Linked DNA regions of Homo sapiens: region 2 is linked to region 1. The links are chromatin loops, found by intact Hi-C in ENCODE. Cell type or tissue: prostate gland. All regions are shown on one strand. Each heading gives the region's core, and the rest is flanking DNA. Links, peaks and the distances in the headings are about the cores only.

Region 1 (16,762 bases), core at 5,093-13,092:
GAGACGGCGTCTCACTCTTGTCACTCAGGCTGGAGTGCAGTGGCACGATCTTGGCTCACGAAGCATATGGAAGAAAAGCAGCCTTTACAGGATTTCAAACCCTTGTTTTCTAATTAATGGATATCCAGTTTCCCCTTTAAGCTTTACTACTTCCTCATCTTTTAGCCTGGGGTATAGTTATTTTCAAATAACTATTATATATTAGTTCCATGATGCTGCCATTTTTAAAAGTAAACCAAATGTTAAGAGTTCCACCTTTTCCCCAAGAAATTCCACAGATGCCTAATTGTGAATTCCCATTAGCAAACAAGGGACATACAAGGTGTCTGGTGCTTAGCAGCTGCTATTTGAGCCCAAGAGCCTATCTGGACTCTTTTCCATCCAGCCTTGTAATCTGGCCTCAATAGCAACACCAAGGATGGTGGCTGGCAGGGAGGGTCAACTGAATCCAGGCTGAAAAATACCAGCACTTTCTCTTCTCCCTAGCTCAGTCATCCATGAAGGAACTCAAATACTTTTCTTAAGAGATTTAAAGTAGTGTTTATACATGTAGTGTGAAAAATAATTATTGGCATTTGCCCTAAATTTCTTAAGGGTTGTCATCATGTTAGAATTGGTGCGCAAACATTTACTCAAGGCATGCCCTGAATGATTTCTGTTATTGTTCTCCAGAATCTTAATTTTTTTCATACTCTCTTCATGTGCCTTTAGTTCTTTAAATTGACCAAACCACTGTTCCTATAAAAAACAAACATTAAATAATTTGTGGCCACTATGGGAAAGTTTGTACCTGCTGCATTGAGAGCACCTCTGTGCTCTCTAAAGCTGGTGAGAAAGCCTGTTGATTCTAATTTAAAGTAGAAATCTGGCGGCGGTGCCATGGCTTGGTTGGTTAAAGCACCTGTCTAGTAAAATAGAAGTCTGGAGCCACCCTAAGCATTGGCATTAGAAATCATCTCTATGAAGTTTTACCATCAGGTCAGGGAGGCAGTATTATGTACTGCCAGGCTTTGGAGTCAAGTAGACGTGACTTATTTAAACTCCCTAAACTCCAGAGTCCTCATATGTAAATGGAGGATAATCCCTATTGCCTGACAGTGTTGTGGGAATTAAGTGAAATGATACATGGTTAGTGTTAGCGCAGGTCCTGGCACACAGTCACAAGAAGTAACTACTACCACAATTGCTAACACATACCCATATTTGTTTTAGGATATTAACTGAGATCGTTTACAGCTTCACAGTGAACTGTGTACAAGGGTAGGAAGCTGACTTAAAAGTCCCTGAGGTCCAACATAGTAATCTTTCTACAAGATTTCCTCCAAAATTTCAAAAATAATGAATAGCCTTCTCATCTCTTGGCCTTTGCTCACCCTCATTTTTACTCTCTTTGCAAAAACAGTTGTTTTCCATCCGTCAGCCCTGAAAACAGTTGTTGGTAATGCCTCTATAACTATATATACTTTCTCCACTTAAAAAGTGCATTGTGAGTATGTCAAAAATTAAATACATTTAAACATATTTTCCCCTGCTATTTGTGCTTTACTTTTAGCATTCTGTAAATTCTCCCAAATGTTTACAGCTATAGAATTTTAGAACTATACCAATGTTGGAGGCTGTTTTGAAAATGAGAAAACTGAGGTCTGTAGAGGTCTCACAGCCTCTTTCCCATAATTGGACCTACCAGACAGCATGGCTGGCATCAGACCACCTCTTCACTTGAATAAGAGTGGCAAAGTCCCCAGCAATTGTGGCTTTCCTTCTAAATTCATATAAAACAAAGCCCAAGGATATGGCCTTATTTATTTAGAGGATATTTAAAACCTTTTTTCTTTTTGCGTAAGAGAAATTTACTCAGGTATGTGTTATTATTTTCTTTAATTGCCCAAGACGAGTTATGCTGACCCTGAGATCCACTTCCTGTGTGATTCATTGTGGGTTATTAAGTGATTATCCTTGAGGGTATTACAAACATGGGCTTTTATTTCCTGCCAGTTGATTGCATCTTCCCTCTAGAGAGTCATACTTCTAATCTGCAAATGGAATTGTGTGTATTTTTTCCCAAGAACTTAGATAACAAAAAGCATCTTTAATTATTAAAACCTTATCATTCATCAGCTTACTGTTTTCAATAAAAGCTGGAATTACCAAGTAGCGTTTTGTTGGTTTGTTTTTACGAAGTCAGCAGTGCATCTCTTTTTGAACTTCTTAAGTTTTTCAGGGGTTCTCTTTTTTTTAAAATGATTTTTCTTTTCTGTATATTGATCAAATAAATTCCTTGTATTTTCACTTTATTATCCCTTAAGTTAACTTACACTGCATACAAGCAAGCTAACAACCACAAAATCCAACATGTCTCTTTAGTCAACTTACTTTCTGATGTATGTGGTATATGTTTGGACAACAGGAGATCATGATACCCTATCTTAGTTTATGTCACTTTTGTGATTGCATAATCCCTGATATTTCAACTTTCAACCTAGGACAGCATCATAGTCTCTAGCCAGTTTTAAAGAATATGTCCTAACATGTTCCCTATCTGCTTTCTCTTTTATTCTTAATGACAGTCTGCCTCTAAATTTTTAATTTTCCAATTCTTTCCCCAAGGGACAGAGAACATGGACTCCATAATTGTTAAACTATATGGTGTATATTTGTTTATGTTCCCTTTTACAATGCTTTTCTTGTCTCTTTAAATAAAAAACATTTGTATTTGAGTCCTTGCCTCAGTATCATGTCCAAAATATATGTTTCTTTCAACAGTACAGTTCATCCATTTTAAATACAGTCATTTTCCCTTTTTTATAGGATACTACAGACTATGTTGCCTACGTAGCTAAAGATCCAGTTAATCAACGAGGTATGGAAAGCAACTTACAGATTTTTTAAAGAGCTGGTATATACCAACTCTAAAAAGTAACCAACAGTTATTTTCAATGTACAGAGTGATGACTATCACTAGGGTGCTATACTGGATTCTAGAAATATTATGCAAATTTGAGTTGGAAATAAATTGCCCTGTTAGCAGAGCAAAGTAGAAAAACTATGTAGATGAAATTTAAATCATTTTAAAGATCCACAAACCAAAGGCTTAGCTATCAAAAGAGAAGCTATTATGGTTATGATAGAGGGGGCTGGCTGTCACATCCCCACTGGACAAATGAATTACATGTAAGATCAAAGCCAGTGAGGAGTGAGGTTATTGGCCTGCATTGGCTTTGGTGTGTGTGTGTGTCTGTGTGTGTGTCTGTGTGTCTGTGTACTTGCTGTTCAAGAGCCTGTATTATCTCTTTGAATGCTTGACTTCATCATATGGATTTCAGCTTAAATGCCTCTTCTTCAGAGACCTTCTTTGATAGCACCTCCTGTCTCCAGTAGCATTTCCTACCTTGTTGCATCACAACACTTATTTCTCTTTTCATTAACACTCCACATTTCTATTATAGGTTAGTGCAAAAGTAATCACAGTTTGCCATTGCTTTTAATGGCAAAAACTGCTATTACCTTTGCACCAACCTAATATTTTATTTACTCACATATTGCACTTGTTTGTATGTTTAATGTGTCCTTTCTACTAGGCTAAAATCTTCATGAGGGCAGGAACCTGTTTCTCTTACTCGCTGTTGTTCCCTAGCACTCACCATGATGCCTAGCATATAGGCGATACTCAAAAACTATTTTATTGAATGACTGAGTGAATGGAAGAGTGATTTGATGGGAATTCTTGTTTCAGGATTTAGCAAGGTCACATGGTTAGTATTGCTTCTCATCCCTAACGCTGGGACATTCAGACTCCTCTTAGGGAGAAGTGTTAGGTTCCTCCTTAACTAGAACGTATTGGTTGGGCCACATCCTCTGCTGTCCCAGGTATGGAGTTTGCCCCCAAACATTTATTAAGTGGACATGGAATAGGACTTGAAAATTTAGAGAGCTATAAGACACCGAGGTGGAAATGTACATGGGATGCTGGGGAGTAAATAAATAGAACACCCTGGACCTCACAATGTAAAAGCGTAAAAGGCATCTATAGGACAGACACGAGAGAGCTAATGAGTAGGGACTTAATCCCATGGGCAGATGGGTGGAGAGTACTGTTTACAAAGTAGAGTTTAGACAGATTGGTTTGGCAGCAGGATGTAGTAGATGGATTCAGGGAGAAACTTAAGGCAGGGATATCCATTTGGAAGCTATTGTGATTGTCAGAAATGAAATGATGAAGCCCAGCTGCTGGCACAGAGCCTGGCACGTAGTAGATCCTCAGCAAATGTTTGCCAAAAGAATGTGGCAGCAAAAAGATGAAAAGGAAGGAACAGAGGATAAACAGTATGAAATACTCCATTAAAACTGACCCACTCTAAACTAAATAAGAAGAATGAATCATGGTCAAAGAGTGTGCAGGAGAGACAGGAACCAGTGAATGGGGCAGTGGGAATGTAGGAACAGGGCACAACAAAGGATACCAGAAAAGGGCAACTTCTTCTCATCCCTGCCTGAACGTCCCTAAATAATAACTGCTTGCTATTTCTGGGAAGGCCTCTGAACAACAACACTTTTTGTCTTAACATGGAAATGACAGGGTGAAAGGAAGAAAAAAATACATCAGGAAATCTAGATGTTTAGTAACTTTGCCGTCAGTCACAGAATATCTCTGGGCATGTCATTGCTCTTAAGTAAATGATGGTGAAGAGTTCAAAGATTAATGTTGTTGCTAAGGGTAATGGCCAAGAAGGATCCACATGCCTGCAAAGCTCTCCCTTTGCTTAAGTGAAACAGGAGAGGCAGAGAAAATTATGATGCAGCACATTCACTTTGAAAGCCCCTGTTCTGGTGCCTGAGTCATTTGTCAGAGCTGAGCTGCTTGAAGAGGACCCCTGGGGATCCTGGCTTGGGGATTTTGAGAAGGCATTCATGTGAACTGTTGAGCGAGGTCCTGGATGGGAGGTGAGGGACAGAAACAGTCCAAATCAAGGTTTCAGTTTTTTCTTTCTTTAGCCATCAGCCTGTGTATAGGAAATAAGATTGATGCTGGAGTCAGAAAGACTGGGTTGGAATCATAATTATTTCATCATCTCACTGTACGATGTCAGGCAGATTGTTTCACAACCTCAAACCTTGATTTCCTTATCTTTTAAGTGGGAATAATAACATCTGCATAACACATGGAAAGCATAGTTTTCTTTCCTCCCTTATTACATCTTTCTTTCCTATAGGAAAATGGGTGTGTCCAAGAAGATAACTTAGTAACATAGGGTAGTTTTCTTGGCTTTAAAAGTTAATATGTCTCTATCACCTCTTCCTCCTTTTCTGATCTCCTCGTTCTTTCTCATATAGCTTGGCTATAAAAATCCTGTGAGAAGACACTGTGTTCTCAACATACCTCCTCCTTGCACACAGTCCTCTAGTGCTAAATCTTTTCCCCCGACCTGAGCCCTTGGACTGACAGTGCCCGCAAAGAGGTGATGACACAGCTTTTGAATACACAAATAATTATTAATGATTATGGAAGGAAAATCCCACCATGGTATTATCATTTAGCAAGAGGGAGAAACATAATCCATAAGATGTGCATAGAGAAAGAGGGATGCCTAGAGAACAGTGCCTAAAACGCAGTAGATGCTTGGGATTTGTGGAGTAAGTAAAAAAAGACACAGGTGAAAGAGCAGTGTAATGAGAGCTTACAGCCAAGTGTTTGCAGGTTGTGCGAATGTGCGTGTAAAGGCGGGGTTGCAGAGAAAGGAAAAAGTGGAAGTAGGGGTCCCACAGCTGAAAAGATAGACCAGAGACAGATTGTGGGGGGACTTTGAATACTGGCCAGGAGGTCACTGGAGCCATCAAATATTTTGAGCTTTAAAAATATTATTATGTTTTGCTATTCTGAAATTACTAAATGATCATTTTTCTGGCAGTTGTGTCTTTAAAAGTGGTATTGGAGGCCGGGCGCGGTGGCTCACGCCTGTAATCCCAGCACTGTGGGAGGCCGAGGCGGGCAGATCATGAGGTCAGGAGATGGAGACCATCCTGGCTAACACGGTGAAACCCCGTCTCTACTAAAAATACAAAAAATTAGCTGGGTGTGGTGGTGGGCACCTGTAGTCCCAGCTACTCGGGAGGCTGAGGCAGGAGAATGGTGTGAACCCGGGAGGCGGAGCTTGCAGTGAGCCAAGATCACGCCACTGCACTCCAGCCTGGGCGACAGAGCAAGACTCTGTCTCAAAAAAAAAAAAAAAAAAAAAAAAAAAAAGAAAGTGGTATTGGTATTGGAAAGCAGAAAAGCCACCTGGAATGATAGAATTCAATTTAGAGGACATCTCATTAGTCGTGGGCAGCAGTGTAATGTTCTAAATGGCACTGGAGGAGGAAGGAAGAGTTTGGGTCAAATTTGTGAACTAATAGTACTTGATGACTATTTAGATATTTAGATTGATGGAGAAATAGGAATCAGATGTTCCTGAGGATTTAATGAGATATCATATGCAATGCAAACATTTCAATACCTGGCTTATAGCACCTAGGCAGTAAATGGTAGCTATTATTACTATTCTGTGTGATGTGGAGTGATGTTGCCACTAAAGAAACAGAAATTCTCATAAATAGAATAAACAAACAATCTAATAAAAAAAATAGGCAAAGAAAAATGGCTACCATTTATTGCATGCTTACTATGTGCCAGGCATTTTCAGTACTCCATCTGCATTATCTCATTTCATCCTCACAGCAGCCCTAGGGAGTATGTAAACATATCATTCCTTTTTTTAAATAGAAGAAAACACTGGAGGTGAGAAAAATAAGGCGGTTTTCGTAAGATTACCCAGCCATTAAGTGGATGGACAGATTCTACGTCCTGAGCACACAAAAGAACATGGCAAGGCACCAAGAAACATTTGAAAAATAAAAAAGTTTAGCCTCACTAGCAATCAGACACACAAATTATAATTAGACATCATATTTCATCTCCAAATTTCAAACATTGAAAAAAGATAAAATGTGGTTTCGAGTAGTAGTTATTCTTGAACACTGCTGATAAAGAGTTTAGATTCAAACATTTTAAAGAGCAATTTGATCATTTGCATCAAACATCTTAAAAATGTAAATGCCTTTGAACCAGTAGTTTTATTTCTGAGGAAATAATTAGGATACGTACAAAGATTAAGCAATATAGATCATTTTTGTATATTATTTATATCATAAGACAAAATTTAGTATTCATAAGTAGCAAATTAAATAAACTCATAGAATGTACTATGATGCAGCAATTAAAGCTAATAGTAGAAAAATAAGTAATTATATGGGAAAAATATTCACAATGCTGTTAATGCAAAAAACATTATGAAGATTGTGTATAGTATAATCCCAGGTGACTTTTCTGGGTAGATACGCATTATAAGAAGATAGGAAAGACATATGGCAAAATGTTCCTAGTGGTTATTGAGATAACCACTGGATAGTGAAATTTTCTGTAATTTTTATTTCTTCTTGGTGCCTTTTTGTTTTCTAAAACTCTTACAGTGAATATTTATTACATTTATAAAAAGAAAAAATATCCAAAACCTTTGAATAAATGTTTTAAAATAATGAAATCAGAAAGCTGATGTTATAAAATTAACTAGCAAGTTTGTTTCATCCAGGAGAAAATGGCAGACAAGAGAAGCCCAGAGAGTAGGTCTGGGGCTGGGGGTGGGGCTGGCAGGGAGGGGAGGGAGGCAGGCCAGGCCTGCAGGTGCAGAAAAAAACTGCAACTTCTTAGCAGAACCTAGAAAGAAGAGGGCTAAGGATGTCAGGGAGTGGGGGAAGCCACAGGAGACAGTGACTTGCCTAAGGAGTAGTCAGGGGACAGGAGGAAGTCAAGAAATGAGTATTACCTAACAGAGGGGAAGAGCAAGGTTCTTCTGAAGGAGACATCTCAGATGGTCACACACTGAAAAGGAGTTAAGGGGCATGAGGGTGGGAAGATGCTATTTCGCCCAGCAATTAACAGGCCACTGGTCACTCTGGAAAGCTCAATTTTTGTACACCTAGAAAGGCAGGAGCCAGATTGCAGGGATGAGGAGGACAGTATGGTTGACAGGAAGTGGAGATGAGCAGAGGAGACTGGGCTTCATGCTGACAATCCCGAAGCTTCCCACTCTTCCTTTTGCTTGATTCGCTTTTAGCATTAGTGCATTTAAATCAGGGCAGTTCCCACTTTTTCCATCTTGGCTAGGACCCTTTAGTGAACTCTTCATTTTATCAAAGGCCTTTTTTATAGAAAAGGTTAAGTTCCAGTAAGAATGTTTTGAGTTTAGTTAGTGATTAATACACCCTGCTTCTGTAATTGCTGTAAATGAGGAAATCCACATTGTCTTACTCCAAATGTGTGGCAGTCCAGGAATGTTTTAATATTTTCCCTGAATCTAGTCTGTGAATAGGACTGGACTGCTTGGACTACCTGGATATAGGAAGGCCATGCTTCTGGGTCTCTGAAGAAAGTTAAAAAAAAAAAAACCCCAAAACCAGTAAAACCAACTTAAATTAATCCACTTATTTTTATTTATGTTTATAGTTATAAAGTATGCCTACGACTGTCCTGGTGGTATTAATTAGCTATGAACTGAATACTGGCTTGCCTCTTTGAGGTTGTTTCTTCCTAAAGTATGGAGGACTCCCTGCTTTGATCCCATAGCACCATCTGGTGGTTGACCTGAAAAGCTGAACTTTTGAATTTCTGGTTTTCTAAGTATAAAAGGAAAAGACAGAAACAAAACAAAAAAACTGTTTATTAAGAACAAATATAAAAGTAGTAAAGAAGTGTCTGTTATCCTTTAGTAATAGTTGTAATCCTCTTGTTTATGACTACCTAATTCAATAACCAAATAAAAAAGACAGATGAATATGTATCTCAGGTTCTTTTGAATCTTAGTTTAGTACTTGATACCCAGGGCTGGAAGTGTGAGCCCATCCTGCTACAGGTGGGATGAAAAAAATCCAGACTTTCATCTGATTCCAGACATGGGAAGCAAAGCTCAGGCCTTGGTAACAAAGTTACCATATCCCTGAAAAGGCACCCTCTTTTTTGTGACTTGGCTCTTTTTATATATAGTTACTTGTCTTTCTTCTTTCCCTTTAGCTGAAAATTGGGCAATTCTTGGCCAAGCTTTTGGAATTGGTTTTAATCCTGGGAAATGGGCATATTTATATGTGATTCAAGGCCCACCTCTATCCTGTCCCATGACCAACCTAAAAAAGACCATTTCCATAGAGCAACATAGCATGTCTATGAGAGGCAACAATGGAACTGTGAAAGTACATGTGCTCCCTGAAGGTGGTGAGACTGGGCAGAACATCTGCATGAGGTCAGTCTGTTTGTCTGCTGTTGCATCTTGCCTGGAGACAGACAGACACCACTGTTTGTTCTTTTATTTTTGTCCAGTCTTCTCAAGCTGGGTGTGTTGGGGCATGCCTGTAGTCCCAGCTACTTGGGAGGCTGAAGCAGGAGGATCACTTGAGCCCAGGAGTTCAAGTCCAGTCTGAGCAACGTAGTGAGACACCTGTCTCTATAATAAATAAAGTAATATGGTAGTAATAGGCTAATCCAAAGAAAAGCAGAAAATTATGTTGATAGCATCAGCCTATGAACAGGACCCAAACCTCAAAGCATCAGAATCAGAAAAGTTGAGATAAATAAGACATTCTAGAGGTACGCCAGAAGCGTTAGAGGCTGGTTGATGTGTCTGATTGATTCATTCATTTCTGTGTACCCACATGCCGCCCTGTTCCTCAGAGACTTTGAGCTTCCATGACAGAGGAAGAATAGGGTTTCTGTAAAACAAAAAGACTTCAAAGATGACTCAGGACATTGTCTTGGCAGACAAGGACCTTGCCATAAAGTGACTTGTTCAAGGTCACATAAGTAGTGGCATAATTGGAACTTGAACTCAGATCTGAATCTTTTCACGGAGTTCTTTTAAACATCCTATTCTCTCATCGCCCTCACTGGAAGTACAATTTAGCTTTTCTTATTTATTTATTTAGGCTTAAGTATCCTGCTTCTCTCATTATCTTCCTCATCTTCATCTCTCAACATCTCCTCAATCCTAAGAAAAAATAAAATTGCAAAAATTGTTGTTTCCATTTTGATATGACTTTCTATTTTGACTTCATTTTTATTTTTATTTATTATTATTATTTTTATTTTTGAGATGGAGTTTCACTCGTCGCCCAGACTGGAGTGCAATGACGCCATCTTGGCCCACTGCAACCTCTGCCTCCCAGGTTCAAGTGATTTTCCTGTCTCAGCCTCCCAAGTAACTGGGATTACAGGCACCTGCCACCATGCCCAGCCAATTTTTTTGTATTTTTAATAGATACGGGGTTTCACCATGTTGGCCATGAACTCCTGACCTCAAGTGATCCACCTGCCTCAGCCTCCCAAAGTACTGGGATTACAGGCGTGAGCCACTGCACCTGGCCTTGACTTCATTTTTAATTGGACTGGGAATTTACGAGATTAAAAACAAAAGGATTACCTTTTCTTTAAAAAAAAAGTATTTATTTGGTTAGGTTGCTAGCATATTAGTGTTAGGAGATATTTTATCATTTAAGCCATACTTGATATTATGTAAGCTCTCTCTCTCTTTCTTCCTTTCTTTCTTTTTTAGAGACAGGGTCTTGCTATGTTGCCTAGGCTGGGGTGCAGTGGCTATTCACAGGTGTGATCACAGTACACTAGAGCCTGCAACCCCTGGGCTCAAGTGAACCTCTCTCCTCCCTCCTTTAAGCCTCCCAAGTATCTGGGACTAGTGAATTACCTTTTCTTATAATGTAACACAGCTTCTCATGGCTCAACTGGAGGATACATCTCCAAGGGTACTTTTTAGGTCTCCGGATATGAGGCCTGACTAGCAAGGAGGAGACTATTTCCACAAATCACCTAAGAAATAATTTATATCACCTAGTAGCTATAAGAACATGTCCCATTGCAGGGACTCACTGCAATTCTCACTTCAAAAAACTCAAAGACAATTTCATACAGTAGCACTATTCATATGATTCAGAGAAATCACTATTTATTCATTCAACAAATATGTTTAGAGCATTTTCTATCTGTTGGTCACTAAGTAAAGCTACTGTGGAGAAAAATATAGGAACAATATAAAATGGCAGTGTAAAGATAGACCAAATATTTTCCTTTGGTAGGAAAGACATAAATTTATAGATATTCTTAACTGGGTTTCAAAACCGGAATTAGCTCCTAAGTCTATTTCAGGATCCAATTTGTACTTTAAAGGGGCAACTTTATAAGAATGAAGATTTGATACCTTAGCATTGTTTGATTTAGTAATACCACCACACCACCATCACACACACACACACACACACACACACACACACACACCCCTTTCAAATGTGTTCAGACAAAATTTTTAAGTAAAAGTCAAATTAGTTTTGGAATGAGAATATCTGAGATTCCTTGAGGTGATTATTAACATAAGGCTGAGAAACACTGTTATAGGTTCTGTTATAACTTACTGTTATCAGCTCTACAAATTCTGTTAGATGTGAATGAATTGCCTTTTACTTCAAATAAATATGAATTTTTTCCAAGACAATGCAAAGCATAAAATCATGCTTCCAAGTTAGCATAGTTAAACCAGTCCATAAAGACGGTTGTCTCTCCTCTCCTCAGATATCCCTTTTAGTAATGTGTTCCAGGTTTGTTTTCAAAATGCTGAGACCCAAGATACTTTCCCTGGTATTTAATCTGATTCTCCATGCACTCCTTTAAGCCCATTGCCTCTCCCCTGCTTTCCTTTTCTCAGAAAATAGCTGACAATTTTTACAACACTCTTGTGTATATTAAACTGTTATTGGACTTTTCCTCATCTCTCAATTCTTCTGGTTATCCCAATGTTCCTTTGTAAAAATTTGTCATGAGATTTATTGCCTCTGTCTTTAAGCCATCCTTAGGACTCTTTCTAGGTCACCATTAGGAAACTTCCATCAATTATATCTTCATATTGCAAGGCCATATTCTAACCAAGGCAGGAATGATGTTACATATGGTAGGGAGATTAATTTACAGTCCCTAACCACAAGCTCCTCCTTTCAGTGGCAGCAGCAGATTTGCTTACTCATTTGTGATAGTCAGATGCCTGCCCGCACCCTAACTTGTTTATTTTTGTGTGAAAACTAGCGCCTTCCTGGTAACTGTGCCTCAGAAAAAGTATCTAATATAAACTCTCATATCTTCTGGTAATGACACCTTCACCCAGTGCTGATTTTGATGCTTATTGAAGACACTTTTTTAGTGGGATTTCAAAGATGGGGATTGCTGTGCTTTTCAGTGCTTTATAATAGCAATGACAGGGAAAAGGGGTGGCAGCGGGGCGGGGGGCGTATTCCAAAGCCCCTATCTTTACCAACAGCTCATTCCCCACTTTTGGAAGGGATTTGGAAAGTCATATTTTTTCAATCTTCCATAACATACCGTGCAAAGATGACAAATATGAAACCTCAAACTTCGCCTTCTGTGTAGATTAGTGCCCTAAGCATAATCTATATTGAATTCAAGAGCTAGCAGTTAAACATTAGTCACATTATTAGTCAAATCAGTGTGCTTTTGTAAAAATGTGGCCCCCAAATCCCTGCCTTGAGCACCCAGTTTGTAAGTGTTGGATATATTTTGATGTAAAATTTGAATCTTTCTTCTCTTTGATTCATGTGAAATGTGAAGTATTCTTTATATCATTTCATGGCTGCAGAGAGCTTGTAATCCTGCTCCCTTTTATTCAATTATCAGTTCATGGTTTTGAAGTACTCTGATTTTATGTAATCTTCTCTTTCTAAAAATTTATTATAATATTATTTTTTGTATGTCCTCTTGCAGCCTGTCACATATTGGAATGCCACAATGGAATGGCCCAAGACGTCATAAGTACCATAGGGCAGGCTTTTGAACTCCGGTTTAAACAGTACTTGAAAAATCCTTCTTTGAATACTTCTTGTGAAAGGTCAGCCAAGAGTTTTATAATAATTTGACAATATATATATATGTGTGCATTTATCTGTATGTATTTATTTGTGTGTGTATATATAACATTAATGTGGCATTTTAAAATGAACTAATAAAATTAGTAATTTTTTTCTTGCAAATAGACACAGTCTCAGTACAAAATAATATTTTCCTTCCATTCATATTTATCCAGTTATATCCTCTTGCTTTGTAACAAGATTAAAAGAGATCCCTTCTCACTAAAAGTAAGAATAGATTATCTCTGTTATTCTAGCACTATAAAGAGCTTTGAATTAATTAATTGAAATCAAAATAATAAACATCAATAAACTTCTCAGATTTGTTTCAACCCCAGATCCTTTACATATCAGTTAAAAAAAAAAACACAGCAAGAACAAAGAGCAAAATAAGAATCAAATGTCTCTTGTAGGAATTCCTGTCAGTTGGTTTGCAATGTAAATAGATAGGCTTCAGCTAAACTGTGGTTAGAGTGGAACACGGTGGGACCCAAGGATTTGGTTGTTCTAAGGCACAGAAAGTCTGCAATGAAAGCTGAACCCTTTCAGGCCTGTCAGACCTCACCAAGTGTGGAATGCAGTGATGCCTCTGGCTCACACAATTCATGCCGGAGAAACAAAACTCTTGGGTACTTTAAAATGCATTTTCCTCTGGTATGTCACTTTGTGTATCAACAAATACTAGGTTTGGAGATCTCCTTTTATGAGGTAGTCTAGGGTAGCAAAGGAGAGGGTGTTACCAGGAGGCCTTGATGCTGAATTTTTCCCAGGATAGCACTTCTGTCTTAGTGCTATCATTTTATTGACATGTAATGAACCTAACAAAACTGTGTGAGTTGTCAGTTGAATCAGTTCAATCCAAATAGACTTGATTTATTCTTGTTTTTTTTTTTTTTTTTAGTAAGAAACTTTCCCTGATTCCAATTTGGAAGAAAAGTCTGTTTGTTTGTCTTGCCCTGTTTCAATTTTAAAAACAATTCCATGTTTATATAAATCTACCCACTTGCCACATATGGTTCTAATATTTCTGTGTTAATCCCATGTACTCCTCCAGATCTGTGCAGACAAGATAGCTGGCCATAGCTCTCTTATTTTTTTTTTCATTTTGGTTTAATAAACTGGGACAGGCCCTATACCCGAAGAACAATATTTAAATTTTATCTGGGCAAAACTTTCCAAAATGGAACAATCAAAGTGTGCTGGAGATACTCAAGAATACTTTGTATTTTTATGATCTTATGACAAAAATATCTTACATTTAGGAAGTTCATATATTGTTATTATCATTATTTTTATCACTGGAGGAGACACAAAAGCATCACCCTTGGCACTTTCTATTGGCTTACCCCGTTTTGTCTACAGAAAGCTAAACAACTCAACCATCTGACTGCTCCCATCCAAATGTTTAACATCACTTAAGCACAGCTATAAACTGAAAACATGAATGCAAAGTTTTTCAGGATGATTTGCTTGGTTCTGATCCCCTTGCATCCCTTACAGTATTTGAATTTTCGCCCAGCCTCTTGAGGATTCTTTTTTCCTTCACAGTGAGGAGGTGCATATTGATAGCCATGCCGAGGAGAGAGAAGATCATGAATATTACAATGAAATTCCAGGGAAGCAGCCACCAGTAGGTGGTGTTTCAGATATGCGGATCAAAGTTCAAGCCACGGAACAAATGGCTTACTGCCCCATACAGTGTGAAAAGTTGTGCTATTTGGTATGTAATGTTTTATTGTTGTTGGAACCAGCAATGCAATTCTGCCCTTATCACTAGAGCATTTACTTTGAGGATTTCCAAATGCTAGTTTAGAGAAAGTCCTGTCTTCCTCAAATACAGAGCCAGAGAATGAATAACTGTCAGAGGCTACACTAGATCATTTTTACTCCTAATCCCCCAATTGTAGCCTCAGCAGATGATCTCATATCTCACTTCACTGGGAAGACTGAGGCGATCCAACATGTTATCCTCAGCTTCACCCCTCCACAGCTCTAAGTCTGCCCATGTTCTCCTTGCTTCTCTTCCTTAGCAACTATCTCCAAAGCTAATCTTTTCCCTGTGCTTCTCATCCAAACCTCTCCTGCCAACTCTGTGTCCTAGTTCTGTCCAGTAACTTCTGTCTCAATCTTCACTCTTTCTCTATTGGTTCCTTCTGCCTGCAAAAAACTTGGACTCCCTCAACCCAACCTAATAATGTTCCACCTCCTTGTCATCTTCCTTTCACCCACAAACTTCTAGAAAGCATTGTCCCTGTCTTTGTGTTAACATGTGCACTATACTGGAAGATCTGAACTCTGCTTGACAATCTGATGGAAGTTACTTTTACAATGGTCACCAGTGGTTTAATTGCTAAATCTATTTCCTTCTTCAGTATTCTGTATCTCTTTATAATGTTTGACCCCTCTTCTTTTTTGTTGTTGTTATTTTTATAATTTCAACTTTTATTTTATTTTATTTTTGTTTTAGTTTTTTTCTTTCCACCTTTTATTTTAGGCTCAAGGGGTACATGTGTAGGTTTGTTAACAAGGGTAAATTGTTTATCATGGGGGTTTGGCATACAGATAATTTTGTCACCCAGGTAATCAGCATAGCACCTGGTAGCTAGTTTTTAAATCCTCACCCTCCTCCCACCCTTCACTCTCACATAGGCCCCAGTGTGTCTATTGTTCACTTCTTTGTGTACATGTGTACTAAATTCAATTTTTATTTTAGATTGAGGGAGTATGTGTGCAGGTTTGTTACATCAACATATCGCATGATGCTGAGGTTTGAGATACAAATGATCCCATCAGCCAGGTAGTGAGCATAGTAACAGATAGCTTTCAGCCTTTGCCCCCCTCTTTCCCTCCTCCTTTTAGTGGTCGCCAGTGTCAATTGTTGCCATCTTTACGTCTATGAGTACCCAATATTTAGCTCCTACTTATAAGTGAGAACATGTGGTATTTGGTTTTCTGTTCCTGTGTCAATTCACTTAGGATAATGGCCTCCAGCAGCATCCATGTTGTTGCAAAGGACATGATTTTATTCTTTTTTGTGGCTGCATAGTATTCCATGGTGTATATGTACCACATTCTCTTTATCCAATCCACCATTGATGGGCATCTAGATTGATTCCATGTCTTTGCTATTGTGAATAGTGCTGCGATGAACATAGAAATGCATGTGTCTTTTTGATAGAACAATTCATTTTCCTTTGGGTGTATACCCAGTAGTTGGGATTGCTGGGTCAAATGTTTGAGTGCTGTTTTAAGTTCTTTGAGAACTCTCCAAACTGCTTTTCACAGTGACTGGACTAGTTTACATTCCTACCAACAGTGTATGAGCATTCCCCTTTCTCTGCAGCCTTGCCAGCATCTGTATTTTTGCCTTTTTAATGATAGTCATTCTGATATGATATGTGATATGTGATTGTGGTTTTGATTTGCACTTCTCTGATGATTAGTGATGTTGAGCATCTTTTCATATGTTTGTTGGCTGCTTGTATGTGTTCTTTTGAGAAATGTCTGTTCATGAAATTTGCCCACTTTTTAATGGGGTTGTTTTTTGCTTGTTGAATTAAGTTTCTTATAGATTCTACATATTAGACCTTTTTGGATGCGTAGTGATTGTGAATATTTTCTCCCATTCTGTAGATTGTCTGTTTACTCTGTTGATAGTTTCTTTTGCTGTGCTTAGAAGCTCTTTATTTAGGTCCCATTTGTCCATTTTTATTTTTCTTGCAATTGCTTTTGAGGATGTAGTCACAAATTCTTTCCG
Region 2 (16,762 bases), core at 4,998-12,997, 1.3 Mb before region 1:
GCAGTGGCTCATGCCTGTAATCCCAGCACTTTGGGAGGCCAAGGCGGGCGGATCACGAGGTCAGGAGATCGAGACTATCCTGGCTAACACGGTGAAACCCCGTCTCTACTAAAAATACAAAAATTAGCTGGGCACGGTGGCAGGCGCCTGTAGTTCCCGCTACTCAGGAGATGGAGGCAGGAGAATCGCTTGAACCTGGGGGGCGGAGGTTGCAGTGAGCTGAGATCGTGCCACTGTACTCCAGCCTGGGCGACAGCGTGGGACACCGTTTCAAAAAAAAAAAAAAGGTGTATCTTTTTGTTTGCCTGGAATGAAAACTCTTTCCTTCAACTTTTTTGTCAGCTTCTGTAACTTCTCTTGTTCAGTTCTAATTCTGCTGTTATGATTTGTCATTGAAATGTTCTGTTTGTAGGCTTAGAAAAACAATGTTTTCCTTTAGGATAATTTGATTCCATACTCTTGGCTTTTCTTGATATGTTTGAATTGTTCCATGTAACCAGGACATTTCACATGCTCTTACTTTTTCCAAGAGCCATGCAGTCCTCTGCTCAATATACCATTTTCTTATTTACATTCCTTTATAATATGGTGTTCCTTGATAACTTTGGACACATTCTTTCTGTGTGTAATTAAATGCAATGTCCTTTTCATCAGTTTTGACTTGCAGTTATCTAAACAGGCTTCCCAGAAGAAGAAGCAATCACAATGCAGGAAGTTTTTCTTTACCTTTTTGGTAACTGGCCTAAAAACCTCCACAAAATATTACATTTTATCAAGATAAATTTCAATGTTGTCTTCACCAGGTTTTTGATTACTTGGGAAAACTGAGCTTTGAAAGGGTTAAGGTTTTAAAAATCCATGTAACTTTCTGTGTTGCGTTTGAAATCTTTTGATTATCGCTCTGGTTAAATGAACATTATTTCACAGTGACCTGTGATTCTCTTTGGTCCTGTATGTTAGATCAAATGTTTTGAACTTTTTGATGTCTTTGACAGACTTTCCCAGGATTAAAATTGTAAATTAAATCTTTTTGATTTAGAATTAATTTGAGATTTTCTAGATAGGCCCTGGGAGAGCCTCAAGGACTGTATCTCTCATCTTGTAGAGATATTAAATAATTAGGCTTAATTGTCAAATTAAATGGAAAATATTGTCAAACAATAAGTGATACTAGATCTCCTTTCAATTACATTTATGGGCATGTTATTGATATGAATATTTCTAAATTGTATAAAACTCTTAGAAATCTAATATGAAATCAGTCACTATTATGTTGTCTGCCATAAAAATAACTAAATTTTCTTGCCAATTGCTGATTGTAATCCACTTCCATCAGATTTTTAACACAGGTATTCTAAGTTTTTGTCATCCATAGTTACTGTTTTAGGTCCTTAGTTCCATAGTTACTGTTTTAAGTCCTTCTCTAAAAGCATTTCCAATCAGATTTATGGAAAAGAGTCTAAAAAGTACTCTTAAATACAGGTTTCTAATAACTTTAATGAACTAAATATAATTTTTTTTCAAAATTCTAATGAAGAAACATGGGTTTATGAAACTGCTAATCAATAGATAAGGCAAAACGAAAATTAATTACATGATATTATATAAATGATAAAGATAATGCTTTTATGACTTTTATCTAACATTAATTGTTCTTCAAGTGTTTTGTTTTCCAGACTTAAGAAAACTTTCTCTCTTAAGCTGTCTATAGTTTACAACATTTTGGTAAAGTATGCTTTTGTGAATAAAGCTGGAAGCATTTACTCTTTATTCTTACTATTCCTCAAAAATTTGGAAACTGTTCATAAGTTTTCTTATGGCAATATAGTTATTTGCATAAGTCCAGTAAAAATCTTACCTCTCTCTTTTTTTTTTTTTTTTTTTTTTTGAGACAGGTTCTCACTCTGTCTCTTAGGCTGGAGACAATCTCAGCTCAGTGCTGCCTCCACATCCTGGGCTTAAGTGATCATCCCACCTCAGCCCTAGAGAAGCTGGGACTACAGGCATGTGCCACTACATCAAGCTACTTTTAAAATTTTTCGTAGAGATGGAGTTTCGCCATGTTGACCATGTCAGAGGTCTTTCTTTTTAAATAGCAGAATACAATCAGAAACATTAGTTATATTACCAAGGCTTTGACCAAAATATCATATTTGACAGTGTGCATAGAATGACTGGCTTCAAGTGTTCCCAGACTTAAATGAATAGACAAAAAGTTGTTACTCTCTGGCAGGCCCAGGAACCTTAAGACTATAGGTAAAATCTAAATCTGCCTTGGTTTGGCTTCCTAGCCTAAAGAAATTTTAAAATCTGAGCTTCCTATGTGATTAATATGTATAGAAAAAGTTATGTTTCTAAAGAAAAGCTATAATACACCTGTTATTACATTGTAACTCTGTGCATTGTTTTTGAGTTCCTGTGATCTACCTACAGACTAGACTAAATCCTGAATTCTAGAGCCTTCCAATCCAACTTTCTTTCATGGAATTGCTAAAAATTGAAAATGCTCCATTCCTGAAGCCCTATAAGCTGAAACTAGATAAATTTTAAGGAAGTTGTGCCTGATAATGAGTCACACAACAATTTACAAAACCACCTGATGCCACAGACAGATTTAATCTGCAAACCAGGATGAGATGTTTTCATGCTCTAGACAGCTTTTCCCAAGATGTTAGGACAGGAATCCATATCATAATGAGACTCTTACCCCTGTTAATGCCAACCATTTTCACTTTACAGGATAATGGTCATTTGATTTATTCAATTGGTTGTCTTTAGCCTTAGCCCAGGTTCATGTCTCAAAACCATTATGCAAATTAGAATTGTCATATTACTATTAATTTTGTGTTGTATTTTCTTATTTTAAACTTTGTATTTGTTATTTGTTAAATTCTTGCAGAGGTACAACTCTGAACAGAATAATGCTGGCCTAGAACTTGGGGATGATAGCAAACCCCTACGAAACAGACAAAATTAAACTTAATAATGGACTCCAGGTAGGCTAGCCTGAGAGCTTCGCTTCAAACTCCCTTTGTTGCTCAAATGTGGCCAGAAGAGTTTCAGTATGACTCGTAGTCACCAATCATTCCTTCCAAATGTGGGTGTAGATGAGCAACCTGGGACAAATCCATCCTGGTACTGAGGGACATCAAAATCCAACTATAGGTTGATTGATCAGTGATGCTTTTGGAGAAAGATCTTGATGAAAAGGAGGGAAGTGTGAAAGTTCTCAGAATCAAAATGGAGTCCATTGTGTTAAAATCCTCCCTGAGAAATGGATCTGGGGTAGGCCATGCAGAGAAAAGTTCTCATGAAATGCCTGATAACACATACTATCACAAAAGACTCTGCAAAACTCCCAACCTTGCACAAAGACCATCACAGCCTTTTGCAAAAAATACTTTTATGTGGACATTTGCCCAGCAACTCACTGTTCAAGCTCACCTGCTGTCACTCTTGTTACTGTTACTGATCCTTGTAGCCAAGGATAATTATCTCAAAAACCACTATGAAATTTTTTTTTTTTTTGGGACGGAGTCTTGCTCTGTCACCCAGACTGGAGTGCAGTGGCGTGATCTTGGCTCACTGCAACCTCCACCTCCCGGGTTCAAGCGATTCTCCTGCCTCAGCCTCCTGAGTAGCTGGGATTACAGGCACCCTCCACCACACCTGGCTAATTTTTGTGTTTTTAGTAGAGACAGCGTTTTGCCATGTTGGCCAGGCTGGTCTCAAACTCCTGACCTCAGGTGATCCGCCTACCTTGGCCTCTGAAAGTTCTGGGATTACAGGCATGAGCCACTGTGCCCGGCCAACTATGAAATTTTCTTAATTTTTCTCTTAAAAGCCTTTGTCTTCCTTTACTGCCCTGAATACACACATAGTTTACTATGGCATGTGCTTTCCCACTGCAATGCCTTATTCCCAAATACATATCATTTATTTTTAGAGAGTCTTTCTTTGCTATTTAGGTTGATAAATGCCTCTATTAGAATTTCATTCTAATGAAGTAGTTTTTCATTAGATTCACTTCTCTTTTGAGCATATTATCATCATTATCATTATTATTATTGTGGTTATTTCTCTAAAGAGCTCCTCTCTGCAGTTGTTTCCTACCACCTCAGTGGACTCTGTGATGATCAAAGAGATCTGCTTCAAGGCTTAGTGCACATACACATATTATCCCCTCCCATGCTTGCCTTTTGTTTCCTTATAAACTGTTTAACCAGGAAAACAGGTCTGACTGATTTGAAGAGGAAGAGAGGTCAGCAGTCTATCACCAGATCAGACTCTACCAGTGATACTAGGATCTCCTTTCTAACTTCTGGCCTATAGCTTACTCTCTCTTGTCTTCTGTGTTTTATGCTTATGACATGACTCAGATAATATACAGGGACATACTGGGCACTACGGCAGACCTAGCCAATCAATCATGGCATTATCTTAGGCTGAGCCTAATCATGTGTCAGAATTGTTCTTAACACAATGTTCTCAACTGCCACCACCACATTCACATTTAACCCCTGAGATTAGTTCTGCTTATCATCTCTGTAGTATTGATTCATAGATGAACAAGAGAATCACCTGGGAAGCTTTAAAAATAGCATGATGTATTGTTATTTTTAAAAGGGATACTTATCTTTTTGAGATACATACTAAGTACTTATGGATGAAATGATGTTGAACCATTTGAGAGATAGTTGTAGACAATATAACATTTTATTCCTAAATACTTTCAGTACGTATCACTTAAAACAAGAGAATTTTGTAATCTAACTACAACAGAATTATAACACTTGGGAAACTTGAAGTCGATACAATTTTATTATCTAATATTACATTTAATATTATTATCTAATATGAATTCTTATTCAGTTTTCGAATTACTTCAATAATATCTGTGTTAGCCTGTTTTGTGCTGCTATTACAGAGTACCTTAGACTGGGTAATTTATAAAGAACAGAAATTTATTTTTTCATAGTTTTGGAGGCTAGAAAGTCCAAGATCCTTTGCATTAGCAGGTTTGGTTATCTGGTGAAGGCTGTAGCCTCCAAGAAAAGGAATGCTGTGTCCTCACGTGGCAGAAGGTGGAATGGCAAGGAATGCATACTGCATGAAGCCTCTTTTGTAAGGGCCTTAATCCCATTCATGAGGGAGGAGCTCTCATGGCCTAATCCCCTTTTAAAGGCCCCACCTCTTAATACTGTCATATTGGCAACACCTACATTTTGGAGGGGACACATTCAACCCATTGCAATGTCTTATAGCTTTTTTTTTGTAAACCATCCAAAAGCCAATCTAGATTACAGATTGCATTTAATATTAAATATAATTATTTATGTCTTTTATGTTTCCTTTAATCAAGAGCAGTTCCCCAGCTTTTCCTTGGTCTTTAATTGACATTAACATTTTTGGAGTCCAGGCCAGTATTTTGTTGAATGTTCTTTAACTTGGGTTTATGTGATGTTTCCTCATGATTAGATTCAGGTTTTGCAGTTTGGCAGGAACACTAAAGAAGTGGTGTTCTGTCCTTCTCAGTGTGTCAGACCAGGAGGCATCTGCTGCCTGATTGTCCCATTATTGCTCGTATTAAGTTGGATCACTTAGTAGAAATGCTAACTGCTAGATGCATTGGAAAGATATAGTTCTTCTTTGTAATTAATATGTATTGCATGGAGTTATACTTTTAGATTGTATAAATATTCTTTTACGCCCCAATTTCCCACTGAATGATTTTGGCACTCTTTGATGATCCTTGCCTGAATCTATTATTTCTATGGTGGTTCTGAGAGGGTGATTTTCTGTTTCTATCATTCCTTCCACATGCATTCATTGGCATCTTTTCTTTTTCTTTTTTTCCTCCTTTAAAGGTTGGGTATAGACTCAGCAATTTTCAAAAAATTCAATGTTATATATTCTTTTGTGTCATTGATCTTGGTTGGCTCCTGTGTCTTTTGGCAGGTCCCGATCAGCTTTTGAGCATGTTCTGATGTTCTGAAACAAAAGATGTTCCAGGATCACCTTGTGCTTCCCTTGACCCAGCCCTGGAATCAACCATTTCTCCGTGGGATCCTGCTTTTGTCTTTTGACTATGGTGTTTAGACATGGAAGCCAGGGTGCAGGTATACTCCTTCTGCAGGAGGGTTATTGCTTCTAGGCTCTTTCAATGGACAAAATAGGAAGTATATACTTTTTTTTTTTTTTTTTTTTTGGAGACAGTGTCTCTTTCTCTCTGTCACCCAGGATGGAGTGCAGTGGTGTGATCTCTGTTCACTGCAACCTCCGCCTCCCCAGTTCAAGCGATTCTCATGCCTCAGCCTCCTGAGTAGCTGGGATTACAGGCATGCAGCACCACACCCGACTAATTCTTGTAATTGTAGTAGAGGCAGGGTTTTACCATGTTGCCCAGGCTGGTCTTGAACTCCTGACCTCAGGTGATCTGCCCACCTTGACCTCCCCAAGTGCTGGGATTACAGGCGTGAGCCACCGTGCCTGGCTAATACATAGTTTTAAAGACCTCGAATTTGTACTGATACCTCTAACTTCGTAACCCAACACCAAAGAGTTTGCGTCTTCTTCCTTTACTCCATATCTCTTTTAAAAAACAAAAAACAACCCTCCCATAATGGGAAAACTGGTTCCCAGTGAGACAGCCAAGTGGGAAGAGGATCCCTGGAAAAACTCCAACTGGCTTGTGCACTGGGAAGAGTGCACACTGGGGTGGAGACACAGAAGTTCACAACATTTGCAGAAGGGTTCCTCTTCCTGTGTGGAACCTGGGATTCAAGGCTCCTCCTCTTCCTGTGTGGAACTTGTGGGTGGGAAGTTCTCTAGCAGGGACTCTGGCCTTAGGAGGATCCCTGTTTCCCCTTTTTTCCCTTTTACCCAATACAACCCTGCTTTACTCACGCTTCAAACCATCTATGAGCCTAAATGTTGGTGACCATGGGACGGAAAAGGACCCTGTCTTTAGCTGAACTAAGGAAAAGTCCTGCAACACCAGCAAGATCAATATGTTTATCTATTTGAAATTCTAAAACACACGCAAAGTAGTTTCAGAATTACTACATCAATACCACTACCAAAGACAAACTTACCTTACCAGGTAAAGTTCAAGGCTTTCTTAATTATTATCCTTAGAATATTCCCTGAGGGTGGCCAGTTAGAATTTCACATTCACAAGTTACTTGGAATAATTATTTTTCTTGTTCTGAATAATTACATTTTTTATATGATACATGCTTAGGTTGATTTGTTTCTGTTTCTGTTCAACTTAACAGTCCTCCCAGCCTGGTGACTAAATTTTATATTTGAAAATGTAGGCCGGGCGTGGTGGCTCATGCCTGTAATCCCGGCACTTTGGGAGGCCAAGGCAGGTGAATCACGAGGTCAGAGTTCAAGACCAGCCTGGCCAAGATGGTGAAACCCCGTCTCTACTAAAAACACAAAAAATTAGCTGGGCACGGTGGCAGACGCCTGTAATCCCAGCTACTCGGGATGCTGAGGTAGGTGAACCACTTGAACTCAGAGGGCAGAGGTTGCAGTGACCCGAGATCGCGCTCCTGCACTCCAGCCTGGGCAACAGAGTGAGACTCCGTCTCAAAAAAAAAAAAAAAAGTAAACATTTATGTGGTTCAAGAGTAAAAACTATATAAAAATATAATCAGAAGAGTTCTATCTTTTTCCATCTTTCTCATTCATTTTCATCCTTTTGCTTTAGGTAATCAATCCCATTAGTTTCTGGTTAATCCTTTCTGCATTTCTTTTTTTGCAAAAATTAGGACATATTCATATATCTTCTGACAAAGTAGCTTTGGCCAAATAGAAATATTGTCTTGCTGGGCACAAAGCACCAATTTTCAAAAAAGTTCCCAATGACTGAGCAAGCATTTTCTCTTCTTGGTGTACCTGAGTGCACCTGTGATAGTAAGAAAGAAAGAAAGAAAGGAAGGAAAAAGAAAAAAAGACATGGTGAGAGTGGCGGTGAAGAGAGTAGGGGGCCTAATTAGCCTTAAGAATTTATTCACATTTAGTAAAATTTCCACTAGATGGCAGTAACACTCCAAGAATAAGTTTCCTTTGTGTTCTGGGATAGGGTGACGCACCTACATGGAATGATGAGCTGTGGAGTGTGTTTAGGACAGACTCCCACCCAATGCAGAAATATTTTAAATGGATTCATTTTTCAGGTAATACCAATTTAACTTTTAAAATTAACTCTAAATCCAGTTTATCCCTCAGTAATGTAATATACTGAAAAAAGAAAGAGACTGATCCTGAATCAATGTATGACTGATCTGTGATTTGATAGCCTCTCAAATCAGACAAGATACTATAAACAGCAAATGTTAAAAAACCCTTAAGATTCAGTAAAATGTATTTTTATGCCCAGTGTTAATTAAAATCTCTTTATTGAATGCACTTTACCTCTTTATTTTTTGTTCAATTTTGTTTTATCCTGATTTTTAAAACAAGTAAAAAGTAGTCAAAGCCAAAAAGTAAACTAAATATCAAGGTTCATTTTAACTCAGATTAGGATGTGGTACATATAGCTGGGATTGTAGAGGTAATACCATACCCCTGGTTAACTCAATAGATCTTGCAAAAAGTTCTATTTAATATCAGTCACTGCTTTTCATGGCTCAGCTAGGCTTTAAGAACGAAATATTTTCTACGATATTCAGTAGTGTAATATGATATGGAAGCAACTGCTTCCATAAGTGTAGAGGGCAGGAGTGATCTGATCAGCTGAGAGTAGTCCGTGACGGCTTCCAGGAGTAAGTGAACTTTGAAAAAGGTGCTGAAGGAAATCATAGATATGAGTTGATAGTTAGGGAAAGGTAGGCCCTGTGGATAGGAAGAAAGATGTAAAAAAAAAAACAAGGGTAATTGCAAATGATGTCATCTCATATTAGGTTATTCTTTCATGATGAAGTGAAGGAAAACATGCCTTAACTTTGTGATATAGTTTGGCTCTGTGTCCCTACCCAAATCTCATCTTGAATTGTAATCCTCATGTGTCAAGGGAGGGACTTGGTGGGAGGTAATGCCCCCATGCTGTTCTCAAGATAGTGAGTGAGTCTCATGTGATCTGATGGTTTTGTAAGTGTTTGACATTTTCCCTTTTTGCTCTTCTCTCCTGCTGCCACGTAAGATGTGCCTTGCTTCCTCTTTGCCTTCTGCCATGATTGTAAGTTTCCTGAGGCCTCCCCAGCCATGCGTAACTGTGAGTCAATCAAACCTCTTTTCTTTACAAATTACCCAGTCTCAGGTATTTCTTTACAGCAGTGTGAAAAATGGACTAATACACTGTGAATGCAAAAGTCTATCATGTTCAATATAATTATCTCAGAATGTTTTTCACGTCTCTTCCCCTCCTTTGCATTTCTACCACCATCATCATACTTTAGGCTTTTCATACTGGGAAATGGACTAAGGTTTCAACTTGGCATCCCTGCTTCCATTCTTCCCTCCTCTAAATCGATTTTCCACATTGTGGCCAGGATTGCCTTCCTAAGGCACAACCCTGACCTAGTATGTTTCCTTTGGTAAAACAAAGGGACCTGAATTGGCTCAGCTTCCAGGGCACCATGAAAACAGTCTATTGATAGGAAGTTGGTCTCAAAAAGCCCTTCCATTCTAATGTTTTATGATCCTTACATGTCATCCTTTCACTGAGATAGCATGTGTGGCTCCCATTTATCTACAGGTGAAGTTGATGTTCCCTTTTCAGACATGCAAGGCAGTCTACAACGTAGGCCTGTATTTTCTGGGTTTTCTCCCCCTCACTCATGATTAGTTCACTTTAGCCAAATCAGACAGAGGGCATATAACATGGTACCTTTAATCACGCTGTTCCATCTGTCAGGAATGCAGAATCATCCCTCCCTGTTTCCATTTGAAATGCTTCATAGAACACTTGTGATTTGCACAAAGCCACCCTTTACTACTGTGGCACCTAGCCTCTAAGTTGACCTCCAGAGATTCATGCTGCCTGGTACTCATGCACTGTGAAATGACCACACTGAATCACGGCTGACTCTGTATAGTCAATAACTGATGGAATATTGTGAAAGTAAAAATATGTTACTTCTGAGGTTAGCTTATCAAAAGCTTTGTAGTTTCTGCTTTAGTGTCTTGGATCACTCACTTTGAGGAGAGCCAGCTGCATGCTATGAGGACACTAAAGCAGCTTTATGGAGAGATCTACTTGGAGAGAAGCTGAGGTCTTTACTCAACAGTCAGCACCAATGTGCCCACCATGTGAGTGAGCCATTCAGAAAATGATTCCTCCAGCCCCAGTCAAGCCCCTGGGTGACTGCAGAATCAACTAGTATCTGACTGAAGGCAGCAAGCCAAAACTGCCCATCAACTTGCTCCTGAATTTCTGACCCACAGACACTATATTGTTGTTTTAAGCCACTAAGTGTTGGGGGTGATTTGTTACACAGCAATAGATAATACAACATCAAGCCTCTGATGGCACAGTTTTGGCAGCCAACTAGAATTACTTGCTCTTCAATTTCTATTTTTAGAAGAAAAGTTCTTGCCTTTAAGGGAAATGAGGGCTTTGATGAGGTTGATATCCTCAAAGGAAGGTCCTGGCATCTCCAGGTCTTCAGCTTCTCTCCTAAGCTAAGCATTTAATTCATTCTTAACTCCTTCCTATGCATTATACATAGTCAGAGCCTGAAACAGTTCGTTTCTTCTCAAAAGGGAGGATAGTAGAAACAGAGGCAGAGTAACAGTCAAGGCCATGGATGGTGGAAGCAGATGTGTGCGTAATTGAGTCTTGGCTTTGCCTCTCCCTCCCTGCATGCCTACTGACTTTGGAGGATTGCATGGGGGTATTGAATGTTAAGATCTATGCCATGCCCACACTTCAGTGCCTGGAAAGTATCCAGGACTCAGTAAATGCTATGATTTTTATTACTAAGATTCCCTGGACATCAGCCTCTTTTCATTACTACCTTAAACTAGAGCCATCTTTATCATTCCTCGTTGCTTTCTACCACCATTTCTTTGTACCACAGACTCTTCCACTGAGCTGCCAAGATGTTCTTCAAAATGAAATATAGCCGTGTTGTTTTCCTGCTTGAAAAACCTCTATTAAAATACAAAACAGATCCGTAGGGTTAAATCTAGGCTAGAGTTGCTTTGGGGAGGAGGAAGTGGATGGTGAGTGGGAAGGGGCGTGACAGGGTGGGCTTTTGAGGTGCTGACATGTTGTTTCTTGACCTTGATGGTGATTATACAGTTGGGTACCTTTCGTGATAACTCTGAGTTGTGTCCTGGATGCTCTGTGTGTTTTTCTGTATGTATATTATATTGCAATAAAAAGTCTATTCATAAAAAATGAACATAAAAACAAGTGAACATCACTGTTGGCTTCCTTGCCATCAGGGATAAAAGCTGCTTTCCTTCGGCATCCAGAGCTGCCCCATGGCTCCTGTTCGGGACCTACTTCTTCAGCATCATAACTCACTCCTGAGTCCCACACAACCAGTGTTTCTAGTTATATTTCTCAGCATTCCCTGAACACACCATGCAACTTCTCTGCCTTTGTACATTCTGTCCACTTCCTCTTTCCCTACCTCAGTTTTTACATTTTAGGAAAAACTCGTATTCGTCTTTCAAGAGCCCCTCAGACATGCCATATGTGAAGCCTTATGTGCCCTCCTCAAGCAGAGAAGTTGCTCCCTCCTCTGGCTTACCGCAACACCTCTCTCACAGTGCTGTGCAGACTTTCTGTGTTCAGGGAAATATGTTGTGTGTGCTGTCCAATATGGCAGCCACTGGAAACCCAGCTAGTGTGGTTGAGGAAAGGAATTCTTAATTTTATTTCACTTTTAAAAAATTTTAACTCTTTAAAACAACTTTATTGGGGTATAATTTACATGCCATAAAATTCACCCATTTTCTGTACTCTTATTTAATTTTAATAAATTTAAAATTAAATAGCCACATATGCACAGTGCGGCTCCTTCACAAGTTCTCACACAATGTGTGTATAAATCACCTGTTTACATATCTTCCTCTCATGGAAGATCGTGAGCTTTTTGAGGGGAAAGATTTTGTCCTTATCAGTCTCTTGGTGAGTGAAATGCCTGTTACTTAAGAGACGCTCAATAAGTATTATGAATGAATAATTGGATTGTATTTCTAAGAACCCTGCCCTGATTGCCTGTGAGGTCCTCTCAGCCCATTACTGAGAATTTCTACCCAAACTTTTTGCCTTACTCTTTCTCCAATAGGAATCAAAAACCATGGCCCAGGATCATGGTGATAAGGCCTTGGAGAGTCTGGAAACTTTCACCTCTAAGTTTGTTTTGTTTTGGTTTCCCTATTCTTGGTGGTATTAATCAGTTAGCATCACTTAAAAGGAAAAGAGCCCTTGAGCTTATCTGTAGGGGCAGCCAAACAGGAAGAGGAAAAGGAGGTCGCCGCTCTTTCTGTGGCTGGTCTTGGAAAGGGAATGTCCCAAGGGTTGGGGCAGATGGAGTCAGACTTAAGAAAAGGGGAAAGAGGAACAAGGAAGATGGGCCCTGGAGGCAGGTGCGGGTCAAGAGCATACCAGAGTCACAGATATTGGGGTGGGGATCTCTGACCAACAGCTCCTTCCATGATGGAGTTCTAGAAGGTACTAGTGGATTTTTCTCTTTCAAGGATAGTCTAATTGTCTTAGAGAGATCAGTATTTGTACATTCTCAGTTAGTGCTTCCCAAAGTTGCCTGCACATTACAATCACCTTAGGAGTTTTAAAAAAGAGTGGATTCCCCAGTCTCATCCCAGAACTACAGAATTCGAATCTCCAGGAGTGGGGCCTAAAAGTCCCTATGTTTTGAAAAGGTCTCCTGTTGATTCTCTTGCAATTTATTCAGGTGGATGTTTAGGAACCAGTGCTCTAAACATATAGTAAAAATCATATGTCAGTAGTTTTCCCCAGAGAAGCATGGTGTGTTATTCATTCTTTGTATATTTTGAATCCAGGAATTAGAACAAATGAAACTATGTTATGGTTTTAATACATGATAAATATTGATCTACTTTGGTAAATAACATTTACTGAGTAATGACATTTATGGCACTCTTAATCCTTCCTAAATGCTTTGTTATCTAAGTTTTCATAACTACTCTGGGAGGTAATCAATCAAAAAATATTTAATGAATTTCTAGTGTTGATCCAACCCAGTGCTGGGTAGACAGGGATATAATTATGGCTTACACATTACACATTAGGAAATGGATTGTAAGTGATTTAACTACATCCCAAGGCCAGTCTCGGAAGAGTCAGGAGTCTGGGCCTGGAGTGTTCAGCTTGGCTTATCACATTACTAGGCTTTGCTTCTTGGAAACTAGTGTTGTCATGGTTACCCTGGGGGAGCTCCTAGATATCAGTGATGGCTCAATGTACTCATCTTTCTTATTCTTTTATTTTCTTTCTTTAAAAACATTTTTTATTTCAATAGCTTTTGGGGTACAAGCATTTGTTTTTTTACATGGATAAATTATATACTGGTGAGTTTTGAGATTTCAGTGCACCTGTCACCCAAATAGTGCACACTGTACCCAATATGTAGTTTTTTAATCACTAGCTCCCCTTCCATCATTCCCCTTCTGAATCTCTAAAGTCCATCATACCACTCTGTATGCCTTTGTGTACTCATAGCTTACCTCCCATTTATTATAAGTGAGAACATATGGTATTCACACACCTATTGTGCTTATCCAGTTTTAATTTCTATCTGCCCATCAAGCAGAAAACATCTTGCTGTGCAGTTGGACTCAAGAGAAAATGTGATCTCTAACAAAAATAGTTTCTTTAGGATGTAGTGGTTCATGAAGTTACTTCCCCTAATATGCATATTCCAGGATAGTCAGTGAATTTTCTGAAAATAAAATTTGAAGTTTTGCAGGAAGATTGTTAACAGTGAGAACTACTTAATGCCTGAACTACTAGTCTGATCTATTACAGTCACTCTAAGGAGTATTGACTCATCCATCGAACGGACACATTTATTTATTTTTATTTTACTTTAAGTTCTGGGATACATGTGTAGAACATGCAGGTTTGTTGCATAGGTATACATGTGCCATGGTGGTTTACCGCACCTATCAACCCGTCATCTAGGTTTTAAGCTCTGCACGCATTGGGTATTTGTCCTAGTGCTATCCCTCCCCTTGCCCCCAACCCCCCGACAGGCCCTGGTGTATGATGTTCCCCTCCCTGTGTCCATGTATTCTCCTTTTTCAACTCCCACTTATGAGTGAGAACATGCGGTGTTTGGTTTTCTGTTCCTGTGTTAGTTTGCTGAGAATGATGGCTTCCGGCTTCATCCATGTCCCTGCAAAGGACATGAACTCATTCTTTTTATGGCTGCATGGTATTCTTTGGTGTATATGTGCCACATTTTCTTTATCCAGTCTGTCATTGATGGGCATTTGGGTTGGTTCCAAGTCTTTGCTAATGTGAATAGTGCTGCAATAAACATACGTGTGCATGTGTCTTTTTAGTACAATGATTTATAATCCTTTGGGTATATACCCAGCAATGGGATTGCTGGGTCAAATGTTATTTCTGGTTCTAGATCCTTCAGGAATCGCCACACTGTCTTCCACAATGGTTGAACTAATTTACACTCCCACCAATAGTGTAAAAGCATTGTTTTTTCCACAGCCTTGCCAGCATGAGAACAGACACATTTAATTACCTTATCTATTCACACAATTTCCCCTATACCGGCAATTAAGTCCTATCATGCTACTTTGACTTTGGAAATAAAAAGGATTTACAATGCAGACAGACTTCTTAGAAGGTGTAAGACTAGGAGAAAGTGGCGGTTGTATGGGTATAAGAGAACAATAAAGGGAGAAAAAGATAAGAAGTGACTGGGAAGTAATGTTTTTATTTTAAAAATTTCTAATTTCTAGTTTGAAATGAGGATATTTCCAGTCAGTGAAATTCAGTTGACTTTACAAGGTATGCTTCTTAGATAATAGTTCATCCTTGGCATTGTATAATTCCAGTATCTGCCACCAGGTGGGAGATGATGCCTATTAGGATATTAAGTTGTGGCAGTGGTGCCTTTTAGGGTGTTTAGGTGTGGGTAACCAATGACTGAGCAGATAATTTATTCAGGTATCTATCTATCTGTCTGTCTATCTATCTGTCTATCATCTGTCTATCTATCATCTGTCTGTCTATCTCTCTATCTATCTATCATCTCTCTGTCTGTCTGTCTGTCTATCATGGACTGCCTATCTATCTATCTATCTATCTATCTATCTATCTATCTATCTATCTACCTATCTATCTATCTATATATGTATCTATCTGGACCTGCAATGCTCTGTCCCTTGCTAATCATGTACACACACCTTTGACACACCTCAGATCATTTCCTTAGTGTAAATTCCTGGAAACAGAAGGATTGAGTCCCAAGGTAGACACATGCATGGGGTGTTTGATACACTGCAGTGCTGCCTTCTGGAAAGATTGCACCAATCTACCCTCTCACCACCAGGGTATGAGACAAGCTATCCCAATGTGGTTTACAGATTGCTGAAGGATGAAAATGTGATAGAATCTCTCATCCAGTGGCTAGAGCGATACTAAGATGAGCATTACGGTTGGCAGGTTGTGCTCACAGCTCACAATTACTAAAATATTGACAATTAAGTTGGTAAGTGAGAACTTTGATAAGGGAGTAGCTGAGCAGAGAATCTTGTCACTAGATGTGGTACAGTGAAAACATCCTTAAAGTAGCAGTCAGGAGACCTGGGTCCTGGAATTTAATAAATGTTAGCTTCCTTCCACTCCTCTCTGTGATGATCAGCTCATCTTCAAGATGACGACCCTCCCAGCTCTAACACTGTATATGTCTCTAAGGATCATGTGCGTCACTTCACAAGAAGAAGCATCGTGAGCATGATTAAGGAGGCAGAAACATCAGATGCCTCATGGTGCACAGTGACATGCAACAAGGCTAGTCTTGTGCCGTGGTTGTTTGTTATGCATTTCTTGGCAATTTGCATTGTTGCCCTCAGAGACAGTGATTCAGATCTTAGAGCACATTCACTCTGAGACACTTCCAATAACTGAAGCAAAATGCTGCTGGTAGTTAGTCAAGATGTTTAAATGTCATTCGGTGATTGATCGCTTGTGAGTCATGATGACGCACAGTGATGCTCAGCATGCAAAGGACACAGTGGCTCTCCTCAGTCAGGACTGCATGGAAAGATGTCTGATAACCTGCTAACCCTCTGAAGAGCCTTCCAGAATGTGCCGGCTAACATGGAGGATCTAGACAGCTTCTCTCAAAACATTCCTTTTCTAGAAGAATTTACTTTGATTGGTAAGAGCCAGGGATATTAGGTAACTCCACTTGGGTAACCCATTGGCTGGCTCATAATAGATCCTTGTTGGATGAATGGAATGTAAAGAGAGTGAATGAGATAGTATTTTTGGGAAGATTGACGTTAAATCAGTGCTAGCATGTTGCTTGATTCTGTGACTAATATATTTGAGAAGCCTCTTGCACAGTGCTTGATGCATTGTAGGACATCAATATGTCCAAAAGCTATGGGGATACAGAATTCAGAACCCAAATAAGAGAATCCTTACTGATGTTTCAGGGATTCATCCCTGAACTGAAGAAAAGAACTTTCATTTCTTTTGTCCAGTGTTTCAATTATAATAATAAAATCATATGTATGGAATACTTTTCATGTACTCAGCACATTATTTTATTGGATCCTCACAGCT

Evidence for each region. Peaks named below come from ENCODE experiments on the same cell type or tissue, not always from the same donor. Only the 100,000 strongest peaks of a DNase experiment are listed, where the experiment ranks them.
Region 2: a loop joins it to region 1, with 6 times the contacts of the local background. A loop is called at or near these places in 79 of 110 quality-filtered maps.

Annotation. Positions count from the first base shown.
Region 1 is chr15:48,853,916-48,870,677 of GRCh38, reverse strand. SHC4 (SHC adaptor protein 4) reads left to right here. Exons shown (of 12, transcript NM_203349.4): 6 at 2,809-2,860; 7 at 12,863-12,986; 8 at 14,554-14,725. Among named protein-coding and RNA genes, the nearest start is that of EID1, 16 kb to the left of the region's middle. RefSeq lists a silencer at 14,832-15,126. In prostate gland, for the core only: a CTCF peak has its summit at 8,663 (motif pointing left); no DNase peak of the experiment used is centred there.
Region 2 is chr15:50,136,867-50,153,628 of GRCh38, reverse strand. It overlaps a transcript of ATP8B4 not described here. Among named protein-coding and RNA genes, the nearest start is that of ATP8B4, 26 kb to the right of the region's middle. RefSeq lists an enhancer at 15,872-16,378. In prostate gland, for the core only: a CTCF peak has its summit at 8,035 (motif pointing right); a DNase peak (open chromatin) is centred at 8,088; H3K27ac peaks cover 395 bases.